Linked DNA regions of Homo sapiens: region 1 is linked to region 2. Evidence: chromatin contacts called from ENCODE Hi-C or POLR2A ChIA-PET data. All regions are on one chromosome and are shown on one strand. The core of a region is the stretch at or near the end of the contact, and the rest is flanking DNA. Distances in the headings are between cores, read along the strand shown.

What was found. A loop is a pair of places that touch in the nucleus more often than their neighbours do. ChIA-PET counts read pairs that join two places held with the same protein, here RNA polymerase II (POLR2A). Pooled maps may share reads with other maps.
Region 1: a loop to region 2 is called in a map of heart left ventricle, with 6 times the contacts of the local background. The contact joins the enhancer-like site here to the promoter of TTC28-AS1 in region 2. A Hi-C loop is called at or near these places in 23 of 168 maps with a recorded cell type or tissue (G401, IMR-90, MCF 10A and 15 more) and 20 of 50 pooled maps. POLR2A ChIA-PET finds 5 or more read pairs at or near these places in 13 of 52 experiments (A549, AG04449, CD4-positive, alpha-beta T cell and 9 more).

The regions. Positions count from the first base shown.
Region 1 is chr22:27,989,124-27,993,339 of GRCh38, forward strand. It overlaps TTC28 (tetratricopeptide repeat domain 28), which reads right to left. Exons shown (of 23, transcript NM_001145418.2): 18 at 4,164-4,216; 19 at 3,464-3,540; 20 at 1,666-1,689; 21 at 755-884. All of the region lies in intron 2 of TTC28-AS1 (TTC28 antisense RNA 1), which reads left to right. Among named protein-coding and RNA genes, the nearest start is that of MIR3199-1, 71 kb to the left of the region's middle. RefSeq lists an enhancer at 3,710-4,216. Within about 2 kb of position 1,853, at least 15 of the 41 ENCODE cell types and tissues checked have a DNase peak (open chromatin) inside an H3K27ac peak, as active enhancers do; they include OCI-LY7, ascending aorta, gastrocnemius medialis and 3 more, where a contact is called at or near this core.
Region 2 is chr22:27,915,783-27,920,625 of GRCh38, forward strand. TTC28-AS1 (TTC28 antisense RNA 1) reads left to right here and starts at 3,594. Exons shown (of 5, transcript NR_026963.1): 1 at 3,594-3,763. PITPNB (phosphatidylinositol transfer protein beta) reads right to left here and starts at 3,474. Exons shown (of 12, transcript NM_012399.5): 1 at 3,390-3,474. The coding sequence starts at 3,409. It overlaps MIR3199-1 (microRNA 3199-1), which reads right to left and starts at 4,830; the gene lies at 4,743-4,830. MIR3199-2 (microRNA 3199-2) reads left to right here and starts at 4,744; the gene lies at 4,744-4,829. RefSeq lists enhancers at 2,674-3,659, 3,660-4,644, 3,815-3,994 and silencers at 2,925-3,244, 3,435-3,504.

The sequences.
Region 1 (4,216 bases), core at 603-3,102, 72 kb after region 2:
AGATGCACCATTACAGGTACACAGCAATATGTCAGGAGTCACACCTGCACGTTACAAATGGTAAAAAAGGGAAATCGAGTGTCCTGCACTGACTGAGGCCCCTGCTATGTGCAGTCCTAGGTACCCATGGTCTCTCAGAGGTGGTTTCAATAGTACTGTTTTCCTGCCAGTTTTGAGTACCCGTTGACAGAGGACAACACTGAAACCATTATCATCTTATGACTCTAATTTTAGTTTTCTTTAGCTCCTAATAACACTTGACCTCCAATAATACTAGAGTCTAGCAGGTTCATGTTAAGGTAATGGGCACAAATGACAGAGATGAAATCACAGTGCAGAGGAAATGGCACAAAGCCATTTGTACCATTTGGGAATCCTGCTAAACCACTGGAATCTAAGTTAATTTTTTTTTGGAAGAAAAAGAGAGATCCTCTGCCTCAGTCCTCCTGAGTAACTGAGACTACAGGCATGCACCACCATGCCCGGCTAATTTTTTTTAATTTTTGTAGAGATGGGGTCTCCCTGTGTTGCCCAGGCTGGACTCAAACACCTGGCTTCAAGTGTTCCTCCCCCTCAGCCTCCCAAAGTGCTAGGATTACATGCGTGAGCCACTGTACCCAGCCTGAGTTAACTGTTTTAAGATAATATTTTAAGAAGACACTGAGATACTTTGCCCAACAGAAACCAGGAGGAAAAACAGAGATTTAAAAGATGGAATTCAAGAACCCATTTAAGTCAAGGATTCTCTGCCTACCTAGAGCTGCCAGGAACTCGTGGCATCCCGGGAGCCGCCACAGCTGGACGCTGATGGAGACCTGAATGGGAGCTGATGCCAAGTCCTGCTCCTTCTCGCCAGCCTGGAGCTGAACCAGCACCTGGTGGAGCTGAGGAAGGGGGGACAGCGTGAGCACCCTGTGTCTCCTTCCCCTCCAGCCCACCTCAAGACTCGACCCATTATTCTTATGTCACCTGTCACTGGCATCGCTAATGACCCTCTCATGAGTGTAGCATTTGAGATTCTTTTTCAGGTGCATTCATACCTACTGTCCTGCTGTCCTCTCTGTGGGAAGCTCATGGGGCATTGGGGCAAGAGGCTGTGTGGCCTCCTGGGGCCGGGGCCGGGTTCTGCTTCCAGCCTTGTGTCTTCCCTCAGGCGTGGGAGAGCCTCACAGGAGAGGCCATGGAGAGTAGAAGGGGTGAGTTAGGGGACCGGCCACCTCCCACTTTCTTAAGTCATCTTTAGGACCTTGAGGTGGATGGCGAAGTGGAACCCGGTTACATCTTAGAGCCTCACAGCTCGAGGAATTACCCACTCAAGTGTCCATTTCCTTTCAGATTTCAGGGTCTGTGGCCTCTCCTCAGGGGTCTGTGTGTGGGTTCACAGAGTGACACTCACTGAAAGCTGGTTCTGCCCCTGCTGTCTGGTGGACCTCAGGAGGTCAAATCAAGGACGCAAGAAGGGCGGAGCAGGAAGAGGGGAGGCAGAGCAGAGAAGGGGACGGGCCGCCAGTCCAGCAGCAGTGCGCACCCGCGGGGGCGCCGCAGCCCGTGTGGCTCCGTTTGACAGCACGTGCACCCCGAGCTCAGAGCCTGCCCAGGGGAACTCGGGGGTGGGTGGGTTGAGGGGCTCACCTGACAACAGTTGCTACTTAAAGTAGTACTCACCATTCCAACCATATTTTTAACAGCCTTCGGCCAGCAGATTATAAGAAAAAGAAAGAAAGAGAGAAAGAAGAGAGTTTAGACTCAAGCACAGGCTGTTATGCAACATGAGCTGATCACTGTTTAGGAAGCGCCACACCAGGCCCGCGGCTCTGACTGGGAGGGGAGAGGAGCAAGAGTCAGCAGGGGACACACAGGAGAACGGACAGCCACACCCAGGCCAGCCGCGTGCGGATCCAGGGGCTCAGGGGCAGCATCAGCCAGGCCTCCCTTCCCAGCCAGTAGAGGCTCGGGAGGGAAAGAGCACAGCGGGCGTTTGTAGCCAGCTCAGGAAACCAAAGTCCCTGGTTCCTGAGTGAGCCAGGAAAGGTCCACCAGCTGCCACCACTGGGGGCAGCCTCGGGACATGTCCCTAGGGCCCAACAGCGTATCAGGCAGAAAGTCCCTGTGCTCCCATCAAAAGCAAGAAATTAAGCAACTGGCTTTTTGGCCTCTCAGCACAGCCTTGCAAATGGAGTATAATTTTGGCTTTCAGATTTTGTAGAACACAGACCTCTAGACCGCCTGGGTTCAGGATGCTTTAATATGCAGTGTTCTGGAAGTGTCTTCCTGATGCTATTCAACGAGCAGGCGTTAATACACTTATTACAAAATGAGCAGGGACTCAGCCAAGGGGACAGGTCACTGTTGGTTCTAAGTTCCAAATCCAGGTGGAAACAGCCCTAGGTAGCACTCAGTGTGTTTCAGAGGCTAATAGTAGATGGAGCAGCTTTATTTCTCCATAGAAATATTTCCACTTCAGTGAAATTTGCTGGCAAATATCTCTAATAACAACATATATTACTTTTTCAAATTGTTACACTCCAAAATGGCCAGAAAAGCAACTCTGTGCTCTTCAAGGGCTGCTCCAGCCTCCAGAAGTGCTCCCACAGCTGTCCCCCCAGGGGCTTGGTCCAGACCCTCACTGGCCAGAACGCAGTGGTGCAGCATGGGTACTGAGAAGCTCCCAGGCCAAGCTGCAAAGGACCTACATGATGCTAAGAACTGGAACCCGCCGAACTCCTGAACTAGATCTGTATTTTCCTAAAAGAAAGCACATCTGCTAAGCAGTGTCTTGCATGAGAGTTGCTCCTGGGTTCACTGCTTTGCCTTGGTGACTATCTTGTTTCAGGCATGGTTAAGTACTTTGATCAAAGAAGCGTGGGAACACCTGCAGCCATCCTGGTGGGCTGGCCCCACACCTGGTGGCTTGGGGAGGGTGGCTGTAACACTCGTCAATCAGCTGAAAAAGTGGGTGGTGAGGAGGACAAGGTTCAGGAGACCACCGAGTGGAGATTTCAGGAAATGCCCTGAGACCACAGGTGACAGGGGCCCCATAAGCATCCTCTGAAGGCCCTGGATGCTCAGCACATATGAGAACACTATGCAAACCTGCCCCTCTGTGCCCCTCTGAGTCAAGCACCCAGCTTCACCCTGGGGTTGGCCGCACAGCTTCATCAGGGCCACAGCTGCCCATGACAATGCCAATAGCAGCCAGTGTCTGCTGGTACGACCTCCCATCATGCCGGTAAGGGGCAGTGCCGCTGGCACGGATGCCTTGGCATCGCAGATGGAAACAGCAGGTAAACAGCACTTGCCAGGCAGGGCTATTCTCTTACTCCCGGCCCTCACCTTCTCCTTTGAATCACAAAGGCGGTGAGACTGCATTCACTTACAGGTTCCTATTTAGGGCCAAGTTGCTCTGCCTTTCCAAATCAGCATGGGCCTCAGGCCCTGGCTCAGCCCTCCAGGCTCGACTTACCCGGCTGATGAGCTGCTCGCCCGTCTCGGAGGCAGTGATGAGTTTGCAAAGGGCTTGGAGGGCAGGATTGGGCAGACCTAAACCAAGAAAAAAGGGTAGAAGTTATTCAGAAGGGCCTCTGCACCCAAAAGCCTGCCACCTTCCCAGGGGAAAGAACCCTAAATCCTTGGCATCGGTGGCATTTTTCAGAAGCTCAGCACAGCTAGACATGTGTGTCTGTGTGTGCCTTGGAAAAGGACAGCGTGGTCTCCCAGGAAGGTGGGTGGAAGTGGGTTGAGTCCTGACCCTGCCGCAGTCCTCTAGGCGTGGCCACACTCCCAGGACCCAGGCAGCACCACCCCTAGTCAAGCACCCAGCTTCACCCTGGGGTTGGCCGCACAGCTTCATCGGGGCCACAGCTGCTGATGACAATGGCAGTAGTGGCCAGTGTCTGCCGGCACGACCTCCCATCATCCCGGGAAGGGGCAGCGCCAGTGGGGCGCAGATGCCTGCCATCACAGATGGAAACAGCAGGTAAATGGCACTTGTTTCCTCCAGGTGTGGAGATGCTTGTATCTGGGACCCCCTGCCATTTCTCAGGACACCCTCCTGCTCCTAGCTGGGAGATCCAGCATCCTCATGAATGCGGGGCCCAAGGCCACCAACTGTTCCACCTGCTGTCAGCCAGGCCTGTTGCCCCAGCCCTACACCCACAGCTCACCCAGCAGGGACTGGAGTGTGCTGCTGCACTGCTGGAGCCGGTCGCCCGGGTCG
Region 2 (4,843 bases), core at 2,344-4,843:
GAGGGAGAGGAAGACTAGAAAGCTATAGGTTGGGAGCAGATTATCAGGACCTGGAATACTATGGTAAGAAATCCATTAAATTCATCAGGCAATAAGGAATCCCAAAAGGTTGGTCCAAGAGGTAAGTGACAACTACTGCTGACCTGAAGAAGTCATCTGCAGGTGGTTGAAAACACTGACAAGCAGGAGAAGTGGGGAAAGCTATCTTTTGGGAGGCTAGGCAAGAACTGTCACAAAGGCCTGAACCAAGATGATGGACTGCAGAGGGAATGGAAGGAAGGGATAGAGAAAGAAGAGTTAGTCTTCCCTTAAGTTTCACAAAACCAAAGAATCACTGCTGAGTAATTTTACACTCACTAACAGGAAGATCCCTATTTTTATTTAAGAACACTTTCAAGGAAATTCTTTCAAAAAATTAAAGTGACTGATTAAGACATTCAGAACAATGAGTCAAGTAACTTCTTCAAGATTTGCTTAACAAGTAAAAGGGAAAAGGAACATACAGGCTTTGATTTTCTGTTGTTATTCTAAAAGCAGTATTCAACTTTCAGTGCCAGTTGAAAATGTTCAAATGTCTGAAAATCCTCATAAAAATAATTTCCAAATGGAATCAGTAACTAGTTCTTTAAAACCAGGACTTTACATTAATGGTAACTTCATCTACTGCTTAAATAATAACTTGAAGGGAAACAGCCCACCTCGAAAGTCATTTCTAACATTTTAATTCTTATAAAAAAATAAATAGAGGGCCAGGTGCGGTGACTCACACCTGTAATCCCAGCACTTAGTGGGCGGATCACCTGAGGTCATGAGTTCCAGACCAGCCTGGCCAGCAGGGTGAAACCCTGTCTCTACTAAAAATACAAAAAATTTAGCCGGTCATGGTGGCGTGCGCCTGTAGTCCCAGCTACTTGGGAGGCTGAGGCAGGAAAATCGCTTGAACCTGGGAGGCGGAGGTTGCAGTGAGCAGAGATCATGCCACTGCACTCCAGCCTGGGCAACAGAGACTCCGCCTCAAAAAAAAAACATAAAAATAAAAAAGAATTTTATAAGACAACAAACATTTGCCAAAGTATTTTAGTTACCAATATCTTCACATAGGAATAAGCTATTCATTGCTCCTAACCAACAAGAATTTTAGAAAGTTGACTTGAGAGTAAGAAGTATCAATTTTTCATTGAACAACACTGAATTCTTTAGAGCATGTTAGGCCTAGATGCTGTGCTAGATACCGACATTACTTAAGAAACAGCTTCTACCTTCAAAAAGTCTAGGAGGAAAAAAAATCTAGGGGAGATACACATGAAGAGTTAACATCAAGAAACTTAATTTATAACTCTTTGGGAAAAATAATTAGACTTTGGGCACGTGTCAACATTCATTATCTGGGTACATTTAAATCTTCATAATGAAAGCAAATGTTTGCAAAAAGCACAGTGCGCAAATTCCCAATAGGAACTGCTTTCCAAGAGTTAGCTTCATACTACTCACATACTGTCAAAGGGATCTACTGAATACTGTGTGTCTGTAACACTTTTGGAGGGAGGAAATACTCCAATGAAAGAAAAATGACTGGATCTATTTAAAATCAGTTCTGCAACTCACTTGCTGTGTAACTTGGTCCAAGTCAATTTCCTTCTTATTTTCTCCATTTGTTTTAGTGTCTGCCACCCATCTACCCACATCATCTAGAAGTCAGAGTAATGAACACTTGTTTGATACACTGTATAAACGACTTGGAAGAAAAGTTTTATATAAACCCAATATTCAGTACTATAAATAAGCTTTAATTGAGAATTTTCACTCTACCAAAAAAAGGCAAAATGTCTCTTCTCAAAATCCCTGTCACTGACCAAAGTTATCATTTTTCATCAATTCATTAACAAATATTTACTGAGCACCTATTACATGCGAGGGACTATTCTAAAAACTGGGGATATGAGAGTGAGCAAAACAAACTCATGGCCCTTACATGTAAAAAGAGAACACAACTAGTAGGAGAAAAATAATAATAATAAATTGTATTGGCATGTTGGATGGTGATAAGTACTATGGAGACCGATAAAGCAGGGAAGACAAATACCACCCCAAATAGTGGGAACTACAATTAGGTCTTCAGAAAGGGATTCCCTGAGAAGGTGACGTCTGAGCAAAGACCTGGAAGAAGGTGAGTTAGTGTGCCAAGGGAAGAACACTTCAAGCAAAGGGAACAAAAGCAGGTGGAAAGGTCTTGAACTGAACTTATTCTAGAGTAGCAGAGGAACAGCAAGGAAGCTTGCGAAGATGGAATGGGCAAGGAAAAGGTAGTAAATGAGATCAGGGCAGGAAAAAAAAGTGTAAAGCCTTGTAGCTGTTGCAGAGGCTTTGACTTTTATTCTGGGTGAGACAGGGAGTCTTTGGGAGGTATTAAGTCTCAGAGAAGTGCATCAGTGACTTTTTAAAGGAGGTTTAAGAACACTAAAAATAAGGTGTCTGAAAAAAGCTAAATTAAGCCAAAAATATTTCTAAGAATTTAAAATGAAGAATTTGAAAACCAACGAATGGGCCATACTCGACCTCCCTAGCTGCCCAAAGGATGCTGACGACACGAACCAGCTGTGACAGACGAACATTCAGAGGCAAGCAGATTTCCGTAATGTTTACAGTCCTTGCCAGTAGGAAAAGCCGTGACTTTTCAACAAAATCACTTGGCCAGTCGGATGCACCTCGAAATCCCTCCATTTGACAGAGCACGTGTTAACTTCTAAGAAAGTAGGTGGGGCCCGGGATGTCACCTCATCTTAAAACATGCGGAAACCAAAAAGAGAAAAGGCTCTCCCGTCAAGTCAGCGGAGCTGCCCAGGAGAGCGGAGGCTTTCCGGAATCCCGGCTCCACCACGAACTTCAAGGCGCCAGCGTCCCACCGCGAGTCCTGACACGAGGGCTGCCTTCAACCGGCAAGCCCATCTCCCGCTGGTTACCAGGGGACTCCACCCCGGACGACAAATCACAGTCAGAACCAACGTGTCTCTCCCACCCTCGGACTGCGGCTCCTTCCCACCGGCGGGCCTGGGGGTGGGCCCAGACCCAGCCTGGGGGTGGGGGGTTGGGGAGAAGGCGGGTCCCAGCGGAAACTCCCGGCCGCGCCTTCCCGAGCCATGCGCTCGGGCCGGGACCCAGCCGCCTTCGCCCCGGGGAAGGGAGAGGGCGTGTTACCACGGCAATGCCTGGAGGGCCGAGGGGCGCACTCGCTGAGGGGCTTCGAAGGGGCCGGGGGAGGGAGGGGGCGCCCGCAGGGAGGGGCTGACACAGGGCTGACTCCGATTTAGGAATATCCTACCACTTCTCCATCAACAAATCTCCCATCACTGCCGTCCCACGGCCTCGCTCGCGCCCACAGACCCACTCACAATTCCTTGATCAGCACCATCTTCCCGGAACCCCCTCACAGCTGCCGCCGATACCACCGCCGCCGCCGCCGCTACCGCCTCTCACAGCGCCTGCGCGGCCCCGCCTCCCTGCCCCCCCGAGCCACCATCGCGCCTGCGTGCTTACACCCTTCCGCCGCGACCAGTCGCGTCAGCGCGCGAGGGGGCCTAGCTCCGCCCAGTTTCGTGCCCCACCCCGGGCACACGAGGCCTCCACTGCGGTTGCGCAGCCTGCCGAAGAGCGTGCGGCTTCTACTGCGGCTGCGCAAGCTCGACGCGCGCACTCTTGTCTGCTTACGAGGGCTCCTCCCTTCAGCTTTGGTCCCTCGGGGCGTCTGGGCAGCCTACGCTTTCCGGTGAGTTTTCCAGTTGGTTCTTTGGAAGCCGTTTTGCGGTGACTGGTTTTCTGCTCTCTCTCACTGCTCCGAGTCAGGGCCCACCTCCTTGACCGACACCTCACCTCCATAGTCCACATAAAAGACTCCTGACAGGTTCTGGAGGCAGCCGACGCCAGCTTCTGTTCCCCTCCCCAGCCCTTGGCAGCTCAGGTTCCGCGGGAGGACGTTCACCTGCTTCGCGGTCTCGTGGAGGTCCACCGCGGCGGAGAATCCTAAACCTCACCTGTGACTCGGCAGGATGAGCGGCCAGCACTCCCGACGGAGGCCCTCTGGGAGAAAAGAGGCCCTTGGCCTCGAGACCCAGGAAAGCGGGCTGTTCAGGAGTTGGTTCGCGCAGTTACACCGAAAGCGCCGTGGGCCTCAAAGCCGCAGCCCGGAGGTCGCTGGCTTGCTCTGTGTCAGACACGGTTCTAGGCAGTGGGGATGCATCTAGAAGCAGACACAGTCCCTGTTCTCAAGAAGCTCACAGTCTAGAGGAGACAACTCACTTGGAAAGAAAGCAGGGAGAATTTGGGGTGGTGGGGAAGTGCTATGCTATGAATACAGTGGAGTACTGGGAGAAGCAGAGGACTCAAGACAAGGGCTGTCTTAGGAGGCGGTGTTTGAGCCTAGCCTGTTAGGATGTGAGAGGGGCATTCCAGTTGGAGGGAAATATGACCCGAGGATGGAGTAAGCCTAGGGTGTTCAAGGATCAGCTAGAGGGCAGATGTGGCCAGAACATCCTAAGTGAGGGTGGGAAATGAGCTGGGACCAACTGGATTACTAGGCCATAGTAAAGAATTTGTCTTCTAAGAACCATGAGAACCTGTTGAAAGGCTATTAAGACGATTAAAATATCACGAAAACATTTTTGTATAAACATCTGGTGTATCTGATAGTGGAATACATCTGTGGAGTTAGGGCTGCCTCCAAAAAAATAACGGAAATGGACTGACTCAGTGACTCCCAGGGACTGCCTTAGGAGAAAGTTTCTGGAATGTCAGAACTTCCAGAAACTTTCTCCTAAGGCAGTCCCTGGAGTCACCGAGTTTCTCTTAT